Regions from separate parts of the Mus musculus genome. Here region 1 is linked to region 2. The links are chromatin loops, found by intact Hi-C in ENCODE. Cell type or tissue: gastrocnemius. All regions are shown on one strand. Links, peaks and the distances in the headings refer to the core of each region. The heading gives the core; the rest is flanking DNA. Region 1 has its middle 11 kb from the start of Cldn11. Region 2 overlaps Actrt3 (actin related protein T3).

What was found. Hi-C counts contacts between places; a loop is a spot of excess contacts. Peaks named below come from ENCODE experiments on the same cell type or tissue, not always from the same donor. Only the 100,000 strongest peaks of a DNase experiment are listed, where the experiment ranks them.
Region 1: it touches region 2 in a loop (6-fold over the local background); 24 of 42 quality-filtered maps call a loop at or near these places.

What each region holds. Positions count from the first base shown.
Region 1 is chr3:31,134,367-31,142,782 of GRCm38, forward strand. No RefSeq gene overlaps it. Among named protein-coding and RNA genes, the nearest start is that of Cldn11, 11 kb to the right of the region's middle. In gastrocnemius, for the core only: CTCF peaks have their summits at 4,289 (motif pointing left) and 4,860 (motif pointing left); DNase peaks (open chromatin) are centred at 4,281 and 4,868.
Region 2 is chr3:30,588,678-30,597,093 of GRCm38, forward strand. It overlaps Actrt3 (actin related protein T3), which reads right to left. Exons shown (of 2, transcript NM_029690.2): 2 at 8,396-8,416. Among named protein-coding and RNA genes, the nearest start is that of Actrt3, 7.0 kb to the right of the region's middle. In gastrocnemius, for the core only: CTCF peaks have their summits at 3,812 (motif pointing right) and 5,244; DNase peaks (open chromatin) are centred at 3,933, 6,845 and 7,047; H3K4me3 peaks cover 1,311 bases; H3K27ac peaks cover 1,406 bases.

The DNA.
Region 1 (8,416 bases), core at 130-8,129, 550 kb after region 2:
TGTCAGGTGAGTGGCAGTTCAGGACAGTGACTGGGAGGTTTAGGGGTCTGGACAGCACACTGTGAAAGATGCTGACTCAGTTCGTCTTATCTCTTGCACCCTGATGAGGCGGGGCAAGCAACAGGCTTTCAGACAGACACACCTTAGTGATTCACATGCCTACGAAGAGGCAAGCAGATGGCTGTCCCAGAGCAGCGAGGAGTACACGTCACAGATGCCAGGCCTGGAGACACTTTTGCTTACTGGTGAACCTGGGTGAGGAGTCACTGCCCACGAACAGAATTACTGTCTAAGTATCAGGTGTAAGATCGAAACAACCATTCTCAATACATTTCAAAGGTCTGTTCCTGCTCTGGTTTGAAAGAGGGAACTGGATTCTGGCTTCCATTCTGGGCAGAGGGATGGGCCCAATGTGAAAATTCTTCAGGACTTCCCTGTCATTTTGAAGGTGGTGTTTCCCACCCCAGCTGCGTAATCGTGTTTGCACAGCTGCTGCACAGTTTTCCCCATTTCGCAGAAAGTGCTGGCCTTGGCACGTTTTTGTTTGTTTCCTCGTTCCTGTGGGGAAACGTGTCTACAGCTTCCTACTCCACCATTTTGACCTCGGCTGCCCTGTTTAACAAAGCCTTGCTTGGTAACCTTGTCTCTCAAGTGATAGGTGCTCATTTTATTATGCTGCTGGTGACACTAACTCTGGAATGGTGAGAGAAAGGGACACACAGGACCAAATGTTAAGAGACAGATATTACAGAGGTTTCTTGCTATGAGAAAGAACCTTCAAGTCTCCCCCAACCCCTTAAAGAGACCATGGTAAGCTTACACATTAAAGCTGGAAATTTCTGTTGGGGACATGCAAAGGCCTGGATTTAATTCAGACAACAACGATTGCTTTGCTTTGGTCTGACATCCACACCGTGACTTAGAGACAGGAATGAGTCAGACAGGCCTCTGTCTTTTGGGAACTCCCAGACACCTGAACAAAGCCCCGTGGATGAGCTCAACCGCTCAGGTCTACACAGGGCAGCAGCACACAGGGGTGTCTCAGCAGAGAGGCTGGAAGCTACAGCTCAGGTCTACACAGGGCAGCAGCACACAGGGGTGTCTCAGCAGAGAGGCTGGAAGCTTCTCCATCAAGAGGAACTGAGCTTTCAAAGATGGGAGAGTCAGTAAGATTCAATACGCGTGGTCACTTCACACCCCGCCCCCAACCTCAAAGATGGGAAAGGAGAGGAACCTGTGAGTGATGGATGGATCTAGACAGAAGTTGCTGTGTGAGGATAGGGTAGGGGCTTGTGGGCCACATACAGCATTACACTTTCAATGAAAACATCTCATGTTGTCCAACAAAGAACTAAAACTCTGTATGTGTGTGTGTATGTGCATATGTGTATGAGTACATGCATAGTGTATGTTTGTGGGGTGTGTTTGCTCATACTTGTATATATGGAGGCCAGAGGCAGATGCTGGCTGCCTCTCTCTCTCTCTCTCCCTTGTGTTTGAGATAAGGTAGTTTCTCATGGAACCTGTTTAGACTAGACTGGCTGGCTATCAATCCCCCAGAATCTGTTAACTTTTTGCATGGGTGCTAAGATCTGAACACGGGTTCTCATGCTTGGACAGCAAAATTTCATCCACTGAACCATCCCCCAGCCTGGACGACATGTTTTGGTAGGAGAATTTACAAGGCTCTATGGTTAACACTTTAGAACTCATTAGGAAGAAGCAGGAAGGCCATTTTGTAGGAGAGTCTTGGGTCTTAAATGGCGGAACTAACGGGAAAATCCATTCCCTGCATGGCAGAGAGCTAAGAATGCAGCACTGAAGAAGCTTGGCAGCCTTGGTGAGGAGTGACCTAAGAGGTCGGCTGGGTGGCAGCCTTGGTGAGGAGTGATCCAAGAGGTCAGCTGGGTGGCAGCCTTGGTGTGGAGTGACCCAAGAGGTCAGCTGGGTTACAGCCTTGGTGAGGAGTGACCCAGGAGGTCGGCTGTGTGACAGCCTTGGTGAGGTGTGACCCAAGAGGTCGGCTGGGTGACAGCCTTGGTGAGGTGTGACCCAAGAGGTCAGCTGGGTGACAGCCTTGGTGAGGAGTGACCCAAGAGGTCGGCTGGGTGACAGCCTTGGTGAGGAGTGACCCAAGAGGTCGGCTGGGTGACAGCCTTGGTGTGGAGTGACCCAAGAGGTCGGCTGGGTGACAGCCTTGGTGAGGTGTGACCCAAGAGGTCGGCTAGGTGACAGCCTTGGTGAGGTGTGACCCAAGAGGTCGGCTGGGTGGCAGCCTTGGTGAGGAGTGACCCAAGAGGTCGGCTGGGTGGCAGCCTTGGTGAGGAGTGACCCAAGAGGTCGGCTGGGTGGCAGCCTTGGTGAGGTGTGACCCAAGAGGTCGGCTGGGTGACACCCAAGAGGTCAGCTGGGCAGCAACCTTGGTGAGGAGTGGCCCAACAGTTTAGCTGGATGACAGCCTTGGTGTGGAGTGACCCAAGAGGTCTGCTGGGTGACAGCCTTGGTACAGAGTGACCCAAGAGGTCTGATGGGTGTTGGCTGGGAGAGGGGTCTGCACAACTGAATTGTTTGCAATGTTGTGTCATGAAGGCCTTCTGGGAATCTTGTTTCCTTAGGTTTTTTGTTTTTGTTTTTACCGTTGTTGTTTTGTTTTGAGACAAGATCTTATTGTATAGCTTTGGCTGGTCTCAAATTCACCCTGTCTTCAGAGCTCTGGGATTAAACGTATGTGCCACTATGTTCTGCATATCCTTAGTTTGTTTGTTTGTTTGTTTGTTTGTTTATTATATGTAAGTACACTGTAGCTGTCTTCAGACACTCCAGAAGAGGGAGTCAGATCCCATTACAGATGGTTGTGAGCCACCATGTGGTTGCTGGGATTTGAACTCCGGTCCTTTGGAAGAGCAGTTGGGTGCTCTTACCCACTGAGCCATCTCACCAGCCCAGTATTTTTTTTTAAGTCCTATTTTACTTTTAGTTGCGTGTTTCTGTGTGTGAGTATGTGTACTCCATTTCAGTGTCTATGGTGTGGGATTCCTGTAGCTGGGGTTATAGGCAGGTGTGAGCTGCTGGACTTGGGTGCTGGGATCTGAACTCAGCAAGGGCAGCAAGTGTTCTTCACTGCTGAGCCGTGTCTCCAGCCCCATCCTCCAGTTTTGAACCATGTCTACCCTATTATGGAGGAAGACTGTAACGCAGTAGGGGTGACTGTTGGGCTGGGAAGATAGCCCAGCAGCAGACAACTTGCTTCTATGTCTAACCATCTAGGGTCCATCCCTAGCTGGGGAGGGGAATGATGGCTGCATGACATCTGAGGGTATGAGTCTCTCCTAGACTTACATGCTAACAAACATTGAACATTGTGTGTATGAATGTGTGTGTGATGTGTATATGGTGTGTGTGTACATGTGTGTATGTAGTCTATGTGTGTGTATATATAGTGTGTATGTGTATATGGTGTGTGTAAGTGATATGTATGTGTGTGTATGTATAGTCCATGTGTGTGTATATATGTGTGTACAGATAGTGTGTGTGTAGTGTGTATGTGTATATGGTGTGTGTGATAACATGTGTGTGGAAGCCAAGGGATACTCTATGAGAATCAATTCTCTCCTTTTACCATTATGCATCCAGGAATGAGGCACGGTGATGAGTATCTTTGCCCATGGAGCCATCTCATCAGTCCACAGACATTTACAAATGATTAAAGTATCTCACACTTAAATATTAAGAGAATTTCCTATTTATCAAGACACCTTATGTTTCTTATTAGCAAATGTCTAAGAAGCCCAAAAGAACCTGGCAGTGGTGGTGCATGCCTTTAATCCCAACGGTCTGCTTCCCAAGGAGAAAGAGGCAGGCAGGTCTCTGAGTTCAAGGTCAGCCTATTTGACAGAGTGAGTTACTGGACCGGCAGGGCTACCCGGAGAAACCCCGTTTGGAAAAACCAATGAAACGAAACAAAACAAACAAACAAACAACGACAACAACAACAAAACCCAGCAGCAGCAGCAACAATGGCAGTAGCAGCAAGAGAACAAAACACCCTAATCTCACTGCTCAAAGGAACTATTTGTTAAATTGTAGTATGTATTCTCCGAATATGTGTCGATGGATTTTAAAAAGTCCCCGATTGTACAGATGTATTGAAATTATTTTTAGTAGTGTGCACTTTGAATATGATAGTGTGGGCTGAGATAGCTCAGTGGGGAAGAGCGGCTGCTGCTGTTTCAGGCAGCAGGGTTCAGTTCCTTGCATTCAGGTCAGGAGGCTACAAGTTCCTGTAGCTCTAGTTCCGGAACTCTGGTGCCCTCTTCTGGCCTCCTTGGGCACCTGCACACATCTGTGCATACATGAACATAAGACGTACACAAATACACTTAAAATAAAAATAAGAGGATATTTTACAACATATCTAGTGTTTTTTTATTGGATATATTCTTTATTTACATTTCAAATGTTATCCCCTTTCCTGGTTTCCCCTCCGAGAACTCCCTATGCCCTCCTCTCAACATATCTAGTTCTTAATTGACCCTTTATTGAGATGTAAATCACAAAACCCATTAACTGATTTTTTTTTTTTTTTTTTTTTTTTTACAAATTTCTTAGATAATGTTACAGAAGTTGGGTCAAAAAATATGTGTATTTTAAATCTTTTGGCTCTAGCTTGTCCAACTACTCTGGAGAAGAGTTTGCCAGGGAAGCTGGTAATATTTTGTTAACACTTCTTTGCCTAAGTTATTTTATTTTATTTTTTTTCGAGACAGGGTTTCTCTGTGTAGCCCTGGCTGTCCTGGCTGCCTAAGTTATTTTAAAGTCGTTTTTAACTAGTAGCAATGGGAGTCTATGAGCGCCCTCTAGTGGCCAACTTAAGTTTTGCAAGGATTTTTCTTCTGTGGAATTAAGCTTGGCGTGTAAAATCTTCACAGAGAGCTATCTTGGCTGTTTAAAGGTCTTTTTCTCAGCCAGGCTTGGTGGTGCATGCCTTTAACTTAAGCACTTGCAAAGCAGAGGGAGGTGGATCTCTGATTTTGTGGCTAGCCTGGATCGAGTTCCGGGACAGTCAAGGCTACACAAAGAAATCCTGTGTCCAAAAATCAAAGTGAAGACCCTTTCTTGTAGTTGGAGCAATAAGGTGCTTTCATTTCAAACTCTGATTTTGTAGTGGGTAATGAAATATTTTAAATTTCTGTTGTGTCACATAAAAAAGTGCCCAATTTTGGGGCTGTAGCGAAAAGGGAAGTGGGGAACAAGGAAAAAAACAGTGCCCATTTTTAGTAACAAATTTAGAACCAACCAACTAACCTTTTGTTGAACTAGTACTTATTGATCACCCACTATGGTTTTACATATTATCTACTTCATGTTCGCACACACACACATACACACAGAGATACACATACATACACACATATGCAGACACACACAGACACACATGCACATACATACACACTAACACACACAGACACACATGCACATACACACACACACATGCACATACATACACACTAACATACACACAACACACATGCACATACATACACACATACTAACACACACAGATACACATGCACATACATACACACAGACACACATGCACATACATACACACTAACATACACACAGATACACATATACATACATACACACTAACACATACACACACAGACACATGCACATACATACACACTAACATGCACACAGATACACATATACATATATACACACTCACACATACACACACAGACACATGCACATACATACACACTAACATGCACACAGACACACTAACACATACATACACACTAACACACATACATATACACTAACACAAACACACAAACACACATGCACATACATACACACTCACGCAGACACATGCACATACATACACACACAGACACACATGCACATACATGCACACCCCCATGTGTTGTGATGAGGGAACAGCTCTCTTGGGTTGGTTCTCTCCTTCTATTTTATGGGCCCCATGATCAAACTCGGGTCATCAGGTTTGGCAGTGTGTGTCCTTACCTGCTGTACCATCTTGCAGGCCTAGTATCCACTTCTTCTTTTTAATTCATCTCCTTTTTAAAAAAAGATTTATTTATTTATCATATGTAAGTACACTGTAGCTGTCTTCAGACACCCCAGAAGAGGGCACCAGATCTCATCACGGATGGTTGTGAACCACCATGTGGTTGCTGGGATTTGAACTCAGGACCTTTGGAAAAGCAGACGGTGCTCTTAACCACTGAGCCATCTCTCCAGCCCTCATCTACTTCTTAATTGTCTTGTTTTGGAGGTGGTGTTCATGACAGGTTTCTAATAACCCTGCAGTAATGTCTCCTTGGTTCTTGGTGCCCAAGCACTCAAGATAACCTATTAAAGTAGAATAATGGTTTGCGTAAGAAACAGAAGGAAGAAGTTACAGACATGATGGGCCATGCCTGGAGTCCTAGTATAGAGAGTCTGAGAAAGGAGGATTGCCAGTTAGAAGCCAGCCTGGCTTACATAAGGAGACTCAATCCTGGAAAAAAGCAAAGCAAAGAAGATACAGAAAAAGCCATCAAAAGCCCCTCTTCCTATTCTTTAAAAACAGAACAGCTATGTAGTATTAATAACAGAATTTCTTGTTTCCAAAGACTTGTTTTTGTTTTAAGTTATGTGTGCCCATGGATGTGTGCACACGTGGGCAGGAGCATTAAACTTCCCCAGAGCTGGGTTACAGGAGGTTGTGAGTTCCCTGATAATGATGCTGGGAACAGAACTCAGGTGCCCTGCAAGAGCCGTAAGTGCTCTCACGCTGGGGCCAGCTCTCAGAGTGTATTCTTTCTAAATCACGCACGGAGTGAACTCCCCGGAGCATGTGATGCTTTGGTCACGCTATAACACATATGTTTTCAGTAAAAGGTTTAAAACTTGACCAACTGGCCATTGTACCAGTGTTCTGTGGAGCTAAGGACAATCCTTGTTCTTACTGCCTTTAGCTATGGGACCTAACGGTGGGACTTTTTGGATTGTTTTCTCATTTTTCTACCCAGGACTCACATACTTTATTGTTATCAGTTTCTCTAGGGACAAATCCCCTGGTCAATGGTCCATGCCCAAGTAGTTAGCCCTATACTTACGAGAATACAGGCGTGTATAGAAGATGGCATGAATCTGGGAGGAAGCTATTGGGGGAACATGGGAGGAATTGACAGAAGGAGCGGTAAGTATGATAAAAATGCATTGTGCTCGTGCATGATAAAACCTAAAAAAAATGACAATGAAGGCGTTTGAAGAAATGGTTTCACTGAAGCTGAAGGCCCAGAAATGAGGCTTTAAATATGTTCTGGTAGCTAAATAGCTGGTATAAAAATTGTTTGTTTACTTATTTTGAGACTGAATCTTGCTGTGTTGCCAGGACTAGTCGCACATTCCTGGGCTTGTGCCAGTTGATACTCAGGTCTACCTGGTGTCCAAGGCTGCAGGTGCAGAGGTCAAGTTCTAGATAGAGCAGTATGTGGAACTCACTCTGCCGATAGGTTTACAGAAGAAGCCATTGTCATCCCCAAATAAGCAAAGGGTTCTGAGTAAATGGTGAACAGTATCAATGTGTCTTCTGTTGGAAAGCTCTCTCTGTCTCAGGACAGCAGGTGAGTGACCGGGACCACAGAGGGTTGGAGTCTGCCATATACCCACTCCCTAAGGCAGCACTGATTCTGTCCCATGTCTGCACACAGTGTCTTCCTTTCCTTTTTTTTCTTTTTTTTTTTTTTAAAGATTTATTTATTTATTATATATCAGTACACTGTAGCTGTCTTCAGACACACCAGAAGAGGGCATCAGATCTCATTACGGTGGTTGTGAGCCACCATGTGGTTGCTGGGATTTGAACTTAGGACCTTCGGAAGAGCAGTCGGGTGCTCCTACCCACTGAGCCATCTCACCAGCCCCGTGTCTTCCTTTCCTAACGGGACCTGGAACATCGGAGTTTTGGCAATGTCTTTCTCTCTTTTTCTAATTTTTAGTGCTATTTGATCAGTATGTACTATTTAGTGTCCTCATAGGTGGCCTGTGCCACCATCTCAGGTTTCAGGGGAATCCCCCCCCCCCCCCAGACAAAATCCTGAACTCATGGTGGCATGTAACTTATTATATATATATAATTTATATATATATAAATTATATATATATATAATATATATATATTATTATATTATATTATATTATATATATTATATTATTATTATTATTATTATATATTATATATATATATTATATTATTATATTATATTATATATATATATTATATTATTTATATATATATAAATTATATTATATATATATTATATATATTATAATATTATATATATAATATATAATATATATTATATATATATAATTATTATTATTATTATTATTATATATT
Region 2 (8,416 bases), core at 128-8,127:
ATGTGAGGGAATGGGGTTTTAAACAGAAACACTTGGCAGGTATTCACCCATTGACGAAAATACTGACAGAGGCCACCAGGAGCCTGGTGCTGTGTTTCTTCCAGAACAATGGTTCATTGTTTGCCATGTCGTTGTTGACAGAATGTATTGCACAAGAATTACAAACAAAAGTCAACTGTTTGTGAAAAACATATTGGGCTTTCCACCATCAAAACAATCATACCAAAAAAAAAAAAAAAAAAACCATGTAAAATATGGTGAGGTGTGAAGTGGACGCCTCTGGTTGTGTCGTGTGATGCAGACTCCCGTGGTATCTTACAAAGGCAACACCCACGTGAGGACACATGATGTGGAGAGAGTATAAATAGAATCCAACAGACAGTGATGGGACACTTGCATAGCTATCTTTGCAGTGCTTGGCTGGTCTCCAGTTTGTGATGATCTTTTACTTCATTGAGAGAGGCACAGCAGAGAACTTCTAGCATTACCGCTGACTCTCGCAGACTCTGTAAAGCCTAGTGGTTTCTGCTGGATCATGCTGCCATTGTTAATTTGTGTTTGGTGAAACTTTTGAACTGGATTGTTGGTATCCTGACACTACTGAACTGGCAAAGGAGATCGAAATCACCCCAAAGAACTACCTCTAAACAGATCCACATCCCTCTGTCCTATTTATCATATCTTCTCCCCTACCTTTAGACAGTGGGCTAGAAGGGGGTTGAAGCATTTGAGAACCCTTATTAAAGTAGGTTTAGGAAAAAAATCTAAGCCTACAGAGGTAGATGCAGAAAATAAACCAAGGATGCTTTCCATCATTAAAGAGAAAAAAGAAAAACATGTCGAAGACAATGGGGGGAGAAAGATGGACACAGGAAATAAATCAAGGATATACAAAGGTAGCATGGAGGTTGCTACCCTGAACCAGAAAATCATGGTAAAATTAGTGCTTGCTGTCTTTTCCAGGCTAAATAATACAGCCCACAACTCAACATAATAGACAGAGAGCTGGTCTAGAATTTGAAAGGCAAGTTTACTGGAGAGAAGGAAGAGGAGGAGGCAGAGGAGGAGGGAAATACAAAGCTTAGGCCCAGTCCTTTAATAACTGCCTTTACAAACTGATTTTAGATGATTAGACATAGGAGTTAAGGGCCAGATAGCAAATTCATGGTTCTGAGTTAATTGTTAGGGTGTTATCAAGATGTTTTGATTATAAATAGCTGAGAGTAGTTACAGGACAACAGTCCAGATTACTATACATAGATAGATCGTTTCCAAAAACATGATAAATCCACAGAATGTGACATGTAATGTTATTTAATCATTTGTTGTTGAGACATACCTGCTCCTGACAGCTCTCCATTCATGAATTCAAAGAAGAAACTGAGCACCTTACCAGGTGAGGTTGTACATTGTGGCAAGGTAGGCACTGAGTAAAAATTGCCTATTCACCTACAGAAAATTACTATCCAGAAAAAGGACACACTTTGCAGAATAGTCAACTAATTATCTCTGCCAAGACAAGGTAGCCAATCCTTCATATTCTGCATCACAAAGGTCTGCCAGGTGATCCCAGGCCAAACAGCCACAATGTGGTGCCCCAACATGTTGAAAATAGGGGTCTGTGTAGGTAGGCAGCTGTCTCTACAATTTGTTTCAGTTCTGGAAGCTGTGTTAGGCATCCTATATTTTCAGGTAGCTTTTATGTCACTCTTGGGATTCTGGTGGAATTGAAGACTAACCATAGACTCTTAACCAACCCAGGCTATTTTAGCATTGAGAGAATATATATTTGAGAAGATGGCTTTCAGATAATATACAAGCTAAATCAGGACATAATCGGTATAGAATTATAAGCCTTTTTTAAGTTAGAATAGTTGGCAGAGAGCTTTATTTAATTGACAAAATGATAGACTGAGTGTTAGGTGTATCTTAAACTTTATAAGTTACAGGATGGTAATAGTTGTGCTCAATTTATATCTGAGAGAAAAGATCCTTTTAATTGGACAAAGGGGGAGAATGTAGATTGCCATCTATAAGCAGGTGAGGGCAGGTGAAAGATAAGACTAGAGCCTGTGATTGGGCAGTGGAAAAGGAAGGTGGGCTGAGAGTTTTACAGACAGGACAGAAACAGAGATAGACAGGGGTGGGGAGGGGGAGGGAGAGGGGGAGGGGAGGGGAGGGGGAGGAGGGGAGAGGGAGAGGGAGGGAGGGGGAGGGGAGAGGGAGAGGGAGGGAGGGGGAGGGGAGAGGGAGAGGGAGGGAGGGGGAGGGGAGAGGGAGAGGGAGGGAGGGGGAGGGGAGAGGGAGAGGGAGGGAGGGGGAGGGAGGGAGGGGGGGGAGGAGGACGGAGGAGGATGATGGAAAGGAAAGACAGAACTTATAAGAGAGGAAGATGAGCCTGATTCATGTGGCTTAAAAGAGTCACAGGTAGCTATGGATATCATAGAAGAGCAATAGAGTAGCATAGGGCAATTTGCCCCATCTAGGAGTGCAGCTTGTGCTTATATCAATTGAGTTTTGAGTTCTTTGTGTGGGCATTTGGGGGGTTGAGAATTTACTGATATGAATCTGACTGGTAAATTACAAGCCTCTGGAATTTTCTTTATACAGGGCTCAGGGTTTAGAGTATGTTGTGGCAGACTAGCCAGAGGGAACTGATGTCTGGGAAGGCGTGTGTGTGCCCCCAGCTAACTGCCAGGAAATTGAGTGGACTGCCACGTGGGGATAGTCATGGGGGCTGGGAGACTGCTGCTGGTGGGAGAGTAACCAGTGATAGCATGGATTGTTTTTTAATAATTACACACTGGGTGGGGGGTGGGGGGGGAAAGAGGACAACAGTTCATTGAAATCCCTCCAAGCAGCCTTTTACATTCTAGAGCAATAGTAACATTTGAGCATAATTATCATCTACAATAGAGCAATAGGTGATGTGATGGATATTTTTAGTTGTCAACCTGATCATACAAGGAATTAACGAAAACATCTGTAAGGGATTCTTCCTTAATTAAATAAGTTGAACTTGAATGACCCACTTTTAATCTAGGTCTTTTGAGGTGGGAAGATCCATCTTTAACCTAGGCCACACCTTCTCTTGGCAGCCGTTTTAAAGGAAGTCCTCTCCCTGGCAAGTTCCTTCATTGGCATTGGAGCCTTCTTCACGATTCCACCTTATACCAAAGACCAGCTGAGACACCCAGCCTCATGGACTGAACAACTACTGGTTATTGAGTTATTGGGCCTTCTCTTGGTAGACAAACAATGTTGGACCACAGCCTGTAAGCCATTCTAATATACCCCTTTCCGGATGGAGAGAGACAGACAGACAGACAGAAAGAGACAGAGACAGAGACAGAGACAGATTGATTCTAGTTTTCTAGAGAACCCTCACTAATACAGGTAACATTTGTCATAATTATCATCTATAAACAGTTTTCATATATGTTGTTGGATGAATTCAATAGCCCTTTCTTACTCCAATATTATGTAGTAATTTTGCCAAAATGTTTGTAATTTTTCTTTGTAGTGCTTGTAAGACATTAGTTAAAGTGAAGTTTTTAAACCTAGGAAGTGGACTACAGTGGGCTTCTCTTAAAATTTAATTTTTTGTCCATGGTGGCCCATCCCTATAACCCTGTCCTCGAAAGGCTGAAGCAAGATCACAAGGCAAAATAAGCCTAGGTACATACTAAAACTATCTCAAACAAACCTTAAAAGGTTTGAAGTTTTTCTTCCTTCAACAAAAGCCATTCATAGCTTATGACTATCAAGGCCCAAAACTGGTAGGAATTTTCTAAGTGTGGAGACTCTAAATTACCACTAGATGGAGCAAGAGCAAAAGACATTTCTATTTGCAGTCCAGGAACTAGGCCGCTGTTTGGGGCTAATCTTAAAAGGACTTAATGGGAGACAGGCAGGAGGCTGAGGAGCTCAAGGCTAGCCTCAGGACTGGGAATGTTTGCTTAGCAAGCACTAAGCCCAGCACATCACGAACCTGGGCATGTACTGTGCACCTTTTAATATCAGCACTTAGGAAGCAGAGACTAAAGATCAAAGTTCAATGCCATTCCCCACTGATCAGCAAGTTTGAGGCCAGTCTGGACTACATGAGGCTCTCCAAAGGGGGAAGAGGGTTTAGGGGCCAGCCTAAGTGCAGCCAATTGCAATCCTGTTTGAGCTATAAACACAGTGAGTTCTAGACAAGCCTTGGCTACAGGCTGGGAGTAGCCTTCAGACCAGGGAGTCTGGCATAAACAGCAAGGTTTTCAGAGAGACTGCACTAAGGTAGACAGTGATTTGTTAAAACAGCAGCTTGTGTCTGAACACAGCACACTGGGCCAAACAGTTCCACGTGTGAGAGGTTTATTAGGAGAGAGAGGGAGGGAAGGAGAGAGGGAGGGAGGGAGGGAGGGAGAGAGTGAGAGAGAGAGAGAGAGAGAGAGAGGGAGAGGGAGAGAGAGAGAGAGGCAGAGGCAGAGAAAAAAGTTTAAAAAAAAAAAGAGGAGGAGCACAAAGAGTTGTTACTCGGAGAACATGTTCCAGTGACTGGTCAAGCTGGTACTAGAGCTTCGTTCCTCCCGTATCCACAGGTCTTCTCCACAAATGCTGGCAAATTCTCAATCCATTACACGGAGCCAGAATTTTAAAGCCTAAAAAGTAATTTCCATGTTTGTGTGTGTAATGCACAGGTGTGTATGGGTGTGTGTGAGTGCAGATGTCTGTTCTCACCTACTGTTGGCATCAGGACCTCCCAAACCTATGACTTAACATAGGGGACAGTTCGACCTACAGACCTGTTACCAAGACAACAGCTACCATATTCCCAGAGTCCACTTGGCTCACCTCCCACCTTTACCTGCCTTGCATCATTTTCCATATAAGTAAGGGGAACGCCCCTCCCTCCCTCCCTCTCTCTCTCTCTCTCTCTTCCCCTTCTCTTTCTGCCGTGTCTCTCTCTCTCTCTCTCTCTCTCTCTCTCTCTCTCTCTCTCTCCCTCCCTCCCTTCCTCCCCCTCTCTCTCCCAATAAACGTCTCACACGTGGAACTGTTTGGCCCAGTGTGCTGTGTTCAGACACAAGCCGCTATTTTAAAAAATCACTGTCTACCTTAGTGCAGTCTCTCTGGAACCTTGCTGTTTATGCCAGACTCCCTGATCTGAAGGCTTCCATTTGCCACCTCCATAAGAGCATGTGCAGCACTGTGCTGGGCTCATAGGTTTACACTACCATGTCCAGCCTCATGTGGGTGCTGCGGAGTAGAACTCAGGTCCTCAAACTTAAACAGCAAGTTTTTTTTACCCACTGAACCATCTCCCCATTCCCAGATTGTACACACACACACATACACTTTTTTTTTTTTTTTTTTTTTTTTTTTTTGGCTGGGTACTAAACTCAGCACCTTTAGCATTCTGGGCAAACTGTCTACCTCTTGAGCTAAAGCCCAACTCATTTCCCCCAGTCTTTTTAACAGTAACACTAAATACTAAAACAAAAATGTTAGCTGCAAGGGGCCTGTTTCAGGTGACTGAATTGCTATATGCATATAGCTCACAAAAGTACTGGACATATGCCTCTTCATTCTTCAGTGTTCTATACACAGGCGCTGGCTAGCACCTCAGAGAAGCATTGAGGAAGGCAAGGCACTGCATTGGCACGAGACATTCCCAAACATGGAACTACTCCTGAGGAATTGGTGGGCTAACAAGGACTGATACTCTTCTTTCCATGGGCATATTCTCATTTTCTTCTTCCTCCTCCTCCTCTTCCTCATTTTTTGTTTGTTTGGTTTTGGTTTTCAACACAGTATACCCTTGGCTGTCCTTTACAGATATCCACTTGCCTGCCTCCCAAACACTGGGATTAAAGTCATCCCTCCACCCCCTTACCCCCCCCCCATGCCCCCTCCCCCGCACAGATCCTTTCTTCTTTCTCTTTTTTGTTTTGTTTTGTTTTGTTTGTTTTTGTTTTTGATATATAGTTTCCTGGTGTCACCGTGGATGTCCTGGAAATCGCTCCGTAGACCAGGATGGCCTAGGAATCAAGAGATCCACCTGCCTCTGCCTCCAGAGTGTCTATCTCATTTTCTTTTCTGAAGAGACACCAGACTCAGTGTGTCAAGTGAAGGTAGGCAGGGGAAGTGGGCATACAGGTATCTCTCTAAACTTCTTTCTCAGATTCCATTTAATATTTTGCACCCAAAGACATAGAAAAGTAATGTTTTCATTGAGAAAATTACTAGATTTTCTAATTGTTTACAAAATATTCAACGACCTCATACACAAAAGAAAAAAAAATCTCCCATAGAATGGGAATACCAGTTGGTAAAGAGCTTATGAAACTCTAGGTTCAGGTCTCCGCACTACACAAGCCCAGTATGAAGGTCCACGCCTGTACCCCTACCTCCCCAACCCCAAGGACCTTATTGCTGCATAGCTAGTTCAGGTTACTACTACAAACAACTCCTACAAAACCCGCAGGGCAGAAACATGAATAGAATACAAAAATGGAGGCGGGGCGTGAAGGCTAAAAAACGCCCTTTGGCTGGCGACCCTGACTCGACGCCCGTTCTTTTGGGAGCACCGTGGGCACACGCACCGTGCTTAGCCCCATTCCTCAGGGTCGCAGGTTCTTGCGGTCCGCCGTGGAGCCGGGCATCTCCCCAGCGGGACACGGGGTTGAGAGAGCCGGGGTCCCGGTGCACTTCCCGCAGCTCAGGAGAGCCACCGAATGCGGGGACCAGTTCTGTTCCTGTCCTCGCGGCACTCGCCCGCCCGGCCTGGCCCCAGGCCCCGGCGCCCCGCGGCTGACAGAGCCAAGCTCTTCCCGGTGGCAGCGGAGTCCTAAGACCCCAGGCGGGCACCGGGCGGGGCGCCCGGGCGCCGCGGGCTCCGGGCAAACCTGGAGCGCCTGCGCGCGCTGACGTTTCTTGAGGCACGGGACCGGACCGCGCGGTGGCCCGTTGCAGGTCTGGACTTTCCTGGGACACTGGAAGTCAGCGAGAAAAACAGCGTGCGGAGGACAAAAGAACAGAATCCACAGCTAAAGCAAAGCAGGGTTAGACACAGGCCACACTGCCCGTGGCCCTTAATACCCCACAGCGCGCGCTGATTGGCTGAGTCCAGCATTCGCACTAGTGCTGCTATTCCTCCCTTCTCCCTTCTCCTCACTCCTCCTAGACCATCTCTTGCATAAATAAATAAAAAAGTCAATTAATTAATTAATCTATTTCTTGCTATGAGCACTGCGACACACACACACACACACACACCTCTGAAACTTGGCTTCTGGAATACATTACAGTCGAAACTAGGGATATTTTCAATTCCCCCAACCCTTTTTCTTTTTCATTTAAAAACTACATAAATTCCACCTTCGACCCAGTCCACTCCCACAGGGGAAGTGGCACAAATCTTTAATCCCAGAACTTGAGAGACAAAAGGCTGGCAGATCTCTTGTGAGTTCATCATGGCCAACCTGGCCTATGTATTGAGTTCCAGAAAGAAAAAGAAAAGAATTTCAAGGGTAGCTGACACAAGCCTATAATCCCAGCCTGTAGGGGGCTGAGGCAGGAGGTCAGCCGTGCAAGGTCACCACAAACTTTTTTAAAAATCCTCGTTTTTGCAGTTTTGTTTTCAGGCCGAATTCTGTGCCTGCTCTACCTGCCCGTCCTTTTCACAGCTCAGGTCCTTTCCCCTGCAGTTCTCTACAGGGTGGGAGGGCTTCTGATCAATTTGGTGTCTACATATCCACTAACAGAGGACCACCGAAGAAATGGAAGGGGAAAGAGATGGAAAGCAAAAACTCTCAGCCCCTTCCAAGAGCACTACTACTAACGGAGAAAGACAAACCGAAAGATACTACTGCACAAACTGACCCAGTGACTCATAGCTGTAGGATTCAAAGACAAAGTGGAGTCTAGACAACACTTGTGAAAACTATCCCAGAAGACAAAAACAGGGTCTGGGTGGACACCATGGAACCATGTAGAACCCGAGTGGTAGAAGGTAAGAGCAGATTTCTACTAATAAGTAAACAAACAAACAAACAAATAAGTGTTAATAACGAGCAAATGAGGAAACCCCTCATAAGTCAAGTGGTCACCCATTGTCCCATATAATGCTCTGGCTAGCACAAAGATGTCATCTGGACACTGTAGAGAATGTGTCATTTCAACTAGATGACATACTACTGCCTTTCTCAAGGGGTGCTAGAGTCCAGATTAGGGCCAGCAAGGGAATGGAGAAAGGACAGACAGACAATCAGAAAAGTAGGGCCAATAGAGAAGTGTTCACCCTGATGGAATGGCATCTATTAGCAGCAGCTCAGAATCTCAGCATGTTCTCTGAACATGTAACTGCCTGCCTCCAGAAATTCTTTAATTTTTGAAAATAAACCCCAATACTTTGTTGCATTTTAATGTA